2 separate regions of the Homo sapiens genome follow, and region 2 is linked to region 1. Evidence: read pairs that join two places in POLR2A ChIA-PET (ENCODE). Cell type or tissue: GM12878. All regions are shown on one strand. Links, peaks and the distances in the headings refer to the core of each region. The heading gives the core; the rest is flanking DNA. Region 1 has its middle 6.5 kb from the start of UBE2G1. Region 2 overlaps UBE2G1 (ubiquitin conjugating enzyme E2 G1).

Region 1 (2,817 bases), core at 87-2,586:
TAAGTGATAAGATGGAAATGAATAGGGTGTGTGAACAACTGAGGAATAGGGTCTGTTCTAGATAAAATAGGGAAGGCCTTTGAAAAGATTTTAATTAGAATGAGATTACAAACAGGATATGCCATTTGATGATTCTGGGGACGAGCATTCCAGGCAGAGCAAATGGTTACTGCTAAAGCCCAGTGGTAGGAAAGACTCTCAATTGAGAATTATCAGCTGCTACAAAGAAAGACTAGAAAGGGTGGGGTGGGATGCGGTGGCTCAAGCCTGTTATTCCAACACTTTGGGAAGCTGAGGCAGGAGGATTTCTTGAGCCCAGGAGTTTGAGGCCAGTCTGGGCAGCATCGTGAGACCCACCCCACCCTCTCCCCCACGGCCCGCAAGTCCCAGCCGTCTCATTTTTTTAAATAATAAAAAATAAATTTAAAATTTAAAAAAATAATAAAAAGGCCAGAAAGGAGATCAGCATGGATGGGCAGCTCCATTACAGCCTAATGAAAAAGCGGCTGTAAGTGGAGGTGGGAGAGGCAGGCAGGTGTCATCTCAGAGGACCCTGTTGACCACAGTGAAGAGTTCAGAATTTCATTTAGTTGCAATAAATAAAAGCCTTCGGAGGAGAGTGATCTGGATTACTTGTTTTTTCTTTCTTTCTTTCTTTGAGACAGAGTTTCACTCTGGTCGCCCAGGCTGGAGTGCAATGACGTGATCTCGGCTCACTGCAAACTCCGCCTCCTGGATTCAAGTGATTCTCCTGCCTCAGCTTCCTGAGTAGCTAGGATTACAGGTGTGCAAAACCGCACCCTACTAATTTTTGTATTTTTAGTAGAGACGGGGTTTCACCATGTTGGCTAGGTTGGTCTCGAACTTCTGACCTCAGGTGATCCACCCACCTCAGCCTCCCAAAGTGCTGGGATTTTAGGCGTGAGTCCCTGTGCCCCACCAGAGTTACTTTTTTTTTCTTTTCTTTTTTTTTGAGATGGAGTCTTGCTCTGTCGCCAAGGCAGGAGTGCAGTGGTCACTGCAAGCTCCACCTTCCGGGTTCATGCCATTCTCCTGCCTCAGCCTCCCAAGTAGCTGGGACTACAGGTGCACGCCACCACGCCCGGCTAATTTTTTTTTTTTTTTTTTTTTGTATTTTTAGTAGAGACGGGGTATCACCGTGTTAGCCAAGGTGGTCTTGATCTCCTGACTCTTGATCCTCCCAAAGTGCTGGGATTACAGGTGTGAGCCACTGTGCCTGGCCGTTTTTTTTTTTTTTTTTAGACGAAGTCTTGCTCTGTTGCCATGCCAGAATGCAGTGGCACTGACTGCAACCTCCACCTCTTGGGTTCAAGTTATTGTCCTGCCTTAGCCTCCCAAGTAGCTGGGATTACAGGCACCCACCACCACGCCCAGCTAATTTTTGTGTTTTTAGTAGAGACGGGGTTTCATCATGTTGGCCAGGATGGTCTCAATCTCCTGACCTTGTAATCCTCCCGCCTCAGCCTCCCAAAGTACTGGGAATACAGGCGTGAGCCACCGTGCCTGGCCACCAGATTTACATTTTTTAAATCTCATTTTGTAATTTATTGAAAAGAGGGCTGGGTGTAGTGGCTCACGCCTGTAATCTCAGCACTTTGGGAGGCTGTAGTGGGAGGAGCGCTTGAGCCCAGGAATTCTAGACCAGCCTGGGCAACATGGTGAGACCCCGTCTCTTAAAAAAATGGAAAGAAAAAAAGAGGGAAAAAAATAAAAGAGAAAACATTGCTAGAAGACAAGTTAGAAGTCTATCACAGAAGATAAGGCAAAGTTCCTGATGGTTTGAACCAGAATAGGAGCAAGGATGATAAAATTTGTCAGGAGAGTGGAATGGGAAAGGATTTGAAATACAGTTTTAAATTTAAATGGAAAGGTCTTGCTAATAAATGTGGGTGGGGGGAAGGGGAAGAATCAAGGATGATTCCTGGGTTTATGACTTCTGGAATAACTGGTTTGATTTCAAAATGGGGAAGAGTATAGGGTTTGGAGTGATACCAAGTCATCTATTTTGGATGAGTTATGTTTTGTTTGTTTATTAGACATCCAATCAGAGGTGTCACATTAGCATATGCTAATAAGACAAGCTCAGCAAAGAGACCAAAGCTACAGACATAAATTTGTAGAGGTCAGTGTTAGGTTTCCTGGGGAGAATGTGTAATGATGTTTAAAAACAAAACAAAAAAGCAGCCCGGGCAACATAGTGACATAGTGAGACTCCCTCTCTACAAAAAAATGAAAACAATTTACCTAGGCATGGTGGCGCATGCCTGTAGTCCTAGCTACTCAGGAGACTAAGGCAGGAGGATGGCTTGAGCCCAGGAGTTTAAGGCTACAGTGAGCTATGATAGCACCACCACACTCCAGCCTGAGTGACACAGTAAGACAATATCTGTAAAAAAAAAAAAAAAAATTAAAAATAGGCCGGGTGCTGTCGCTCACACCTGTAATCCCAGCACCTTGGGAGGCTGAGGCAGGTGGATCACCTGAGATCAGGAGTTCGAGACAGGCCTGGCAAGCATGGTGAAACCCCTTCTCTACTGAAAATACAAAATTAGCCAGGTGTGGTGGCAGGCGTCTGTACTCCCAGCTACTCGGGAGGCTGAGGTGAGAGAATCACTTGAACCTGGGAGGTGGAGGGTGCAGTGAGCCAAGATCGCACCATTGCACTCCAGCCTGGGTGACAGAGTGAGACTCCATCTCAAAAAAAATAAAAATAATAAAAAATAAAAAATAGGCCTGGCGCTGTGGCTCATGCCTGTAATCCCAGCACTTTGGGAGGCTGAGGTGGGCGGATCACTT
Region 2 (2,817 bases), core at 232-2,731, 52 kb before region 1:
GCGCCTGTGGTGCCAGCCACTCAGGAGGCTAAGGTGGGCAGATCACTTGAGCCCAGGAGGTCGAGGCTGCAGTGAGCTGTAAGCATGCTGCTGCACTCCAGCCTAGGCACCTGTGTCGAAAAAAAAAAAAGAGAGAGAGAGAAGCCCAAACAGGAAGTCCAAATAAGATGGTAATACACATTTACATGTATTGTAAACTTTAAGGACTTAAGAAATGGTACTTTTTGAATTAAATGCTGCGAAATCAATCAAAATAAAGAATTCAGTAACAGAAAAACGCAGGTGAAAGGGACCAGTGTAGTTACCAACCCCATGTAAATGCATAAATAAAACCAAACCACCATGAATGCTATAAGCTTTTATATATATATATTTAATAATATATGCTGTCATTGCCAAGTGGCACACGTGTGTGTGTGTGTGTATTATTTTCTTGTTGCCATTGGTCCTATTTTTACATTATCAGGATTTATATATAAATTTACATTGTCAGGATTTTACATTGTTATTTTCTGTATTGTCGTAATTTTACATTATCAGGATTTCTATGTTAAAAAAGAATAACCAATTACTAAATATATCTATATTTATGATTAGAAAATGGGAAGGGAATGGAGGGAAAGGGAGAGAGGTACTAAGGAATACATATGTGTTTATTCCCTCATCCTGGACATCAGGAAGTCAGTGGGTTCTATCAAGAGTCTCAAAACTATTTAGAGGTTTTTATAGATTTTCTTCTCTCAACTTTAGGACTCTTTTAGAAATTAATCTCTTCTTGCGATAAATGTCTATCTATAGGTCAATAATTTCTTCAATATTACCTTAGCTGGGTTGTCATTCATATGCAACTTGCAACTTAAAGTATATAAATGGCACATCTATTACAACCTCAGATTTCAGCCCGCATGCATGCACTGAAAGGTGGATGCAAGGATGCCCAACGTTGGGAGACATCTGTAGGTGGTGGTTGTTATTACTAAGTAGTAGAATATTTTCAACTTTCTTTTATGTACTTTGATTTTTTAAATTATGAAAAAAGGCCATGTATCCTAAAGTAACATAGGAAAATAAAATAGAAGGCATTAGACACTACCTTCTTGCTCTCCAAAGACAACCACTGCTAACAATTTGCTGTGTATTCTTTCAGACTTAGGCTACACCACCATATACTATACAGAAATGGAATCATCCTTGTATAACTGATGGCCACTTAGCATAGTCTGAACACTAGATAACTCGTTCCCACCACCATACCTCTTTTCGTTTTCCCCCTCAAATATAAATAATGCTGCCTAGGTATGAGCTGAGAGGAGTGAAAAAAACAAAAAGTAAAAAAAAGAAATTATGAATATTTAAAAGTCTTTTTAAAAATAAATAAAAAGAAAAAACAATGCTGCCATTGCCAGGCGGTGTGAACCTGTAGCCCCAACTGTTCTGGGGGATGAAGAGGGAAAATCTCTTGAGCCCAGGAGAGTCTGAGGCTGCAGTGAGCTATGATCGCACCATGGCACTCCAGCCTGAACAATAGAGGAAGACCCCATCTTAAAAAAAAATTAATTTAAAAAGAATACTTTGCACTCTCCTTGTACATCTGTGGAAGTATATCTAGAATATAAACTATAAACTGAACTGTAAGTCAAAGGAACATATATATCAAGCCACAAAATGTTTACTTCAATGTATTATCCCAGAAACACTGTAGGCAACTATTTCCCTACAGCCTTGCTAACACTGGGTACTTTTACTGCTGGCTAACACTGGGCATCCTTCTGCCACTGGCAATTTATCTTTGGTGCATTTACATATTTTTATTCCCCCACCCCGTTTTTTTTACATTGAGTGATTCTCTTTTTTCTGATTATTTGGATGGGCTTTTTAAGCATTGTGGCCTTCTTTCTTTTTTTGGAGACAGAGTTTCACTCTGTGGCCCAGGCTGGAGCGCAGTAGTGTGTTCATGGCTCACTGCAACCTCCGCCTCCTGGGCTCAAGCAATCCTCCCACCTCAGCCTCCTGAGTAGCTGGGACCACAGGCACAAACCACCATGTCTGTCTTTTTTTTGTATTTTTGGTAGAGACAAGGTCTTCCTACGTTGCCCAGACTGGTCTTGAACTCCTGAGCTCGCCCCCCAACCCTGCCCACCCAAGTGCCGGGATTACAGGTGAACCCAGCCAATTTGCCCAATGTTTGTTGCTATTACTTAGAGTCTAAGGGATGAAGGCAATATTTACATTTAAACCCCTAATTTTCCTAGGCTATTAGTGTGCGATTCAAATGTGTGTCTATAAAGTTTATTATAATTAAAGCAAAAGTTTGAAATTTGAAAATTAGCAACATAATTTTTCTTTTTTATATTTTGATTGGACTAAGTGTGGTATGAAACTCAAAAGCCAAACAAGTCAGAATGACAGCTTTGTCTACATTTTGAAATGCAACAATCTGAATGACAGGTTTCTAACATATGACCAAGTATTAAACTACTTTTAATGGAAGTATAAGAAGTGGATTCACATAAAATGCACAAAGTTAAAAACTGGAACAGGTAATACAAATACAAGATGTTCTACTCACAAACACATATTAAGATGGTGTTGATTCCTCATTCCTCTAAGTAGTCTCCACCCACTTCTTGACATAAGAAAGAAAGAATAATGTAAGCAGCAGACCATGCCAGGTCCAATCCAAGATTTCTTCCAAAGGGGAACAACAGGTGTGATTATGTCAAAGTAGCTGTGATCTGCTGACACTAACTCACCCTCTGTTGTATCTTCCTATCATGCCTTGAACTCCTCCTCAAACTCTTCCCTAAGATGGCATTA

The links. ChIA-PET counts read pairs that join two places held together with the same protein. Peaks named below come from ENCODE experiments on the same cell type or tissue, not always from the same donor. Only the 100,000 strongest peaks of a DNase experiment are listed, where the experiment ranks them.
Region 2: POLR2A ChIA-PET joins it to region 1 with 9 read pairs; 15 of 35 experiments call an interaction of 5 or more read pairs at or near these places.

Annotation. Positions count from the first base shown.
Region 1 is chr17:4,371,786-4,374,602 of GRCh38, forward strand. No RefSeq gene overlaps it. Among named protein-coding and RNA genes, the nearest start is that of UBE2G1, 6.5 kb to the left of the region's middle. In GM12878, for the core only: no CTCF peak of the experiment used is centred there; no DNase peak of the experiment used is centred there; H3K27ac peaks cover 954 bases.
Region 2 is chr17:4,319,606-4,322,422 of GRCh38, forward strand. All of the region lies in intron 1 of UBE2G1 (ubiquitin conjugating enzyme E2 G1), which reads right to left. Among named protein-coding and RNA genes, the nearest start is that of UBE2G1, 46 kb to the right of the region's middle. In GM12878, for the core only: no CTCF peak of the experiment used is centred there; no DNase peak of the experiment used is centred there.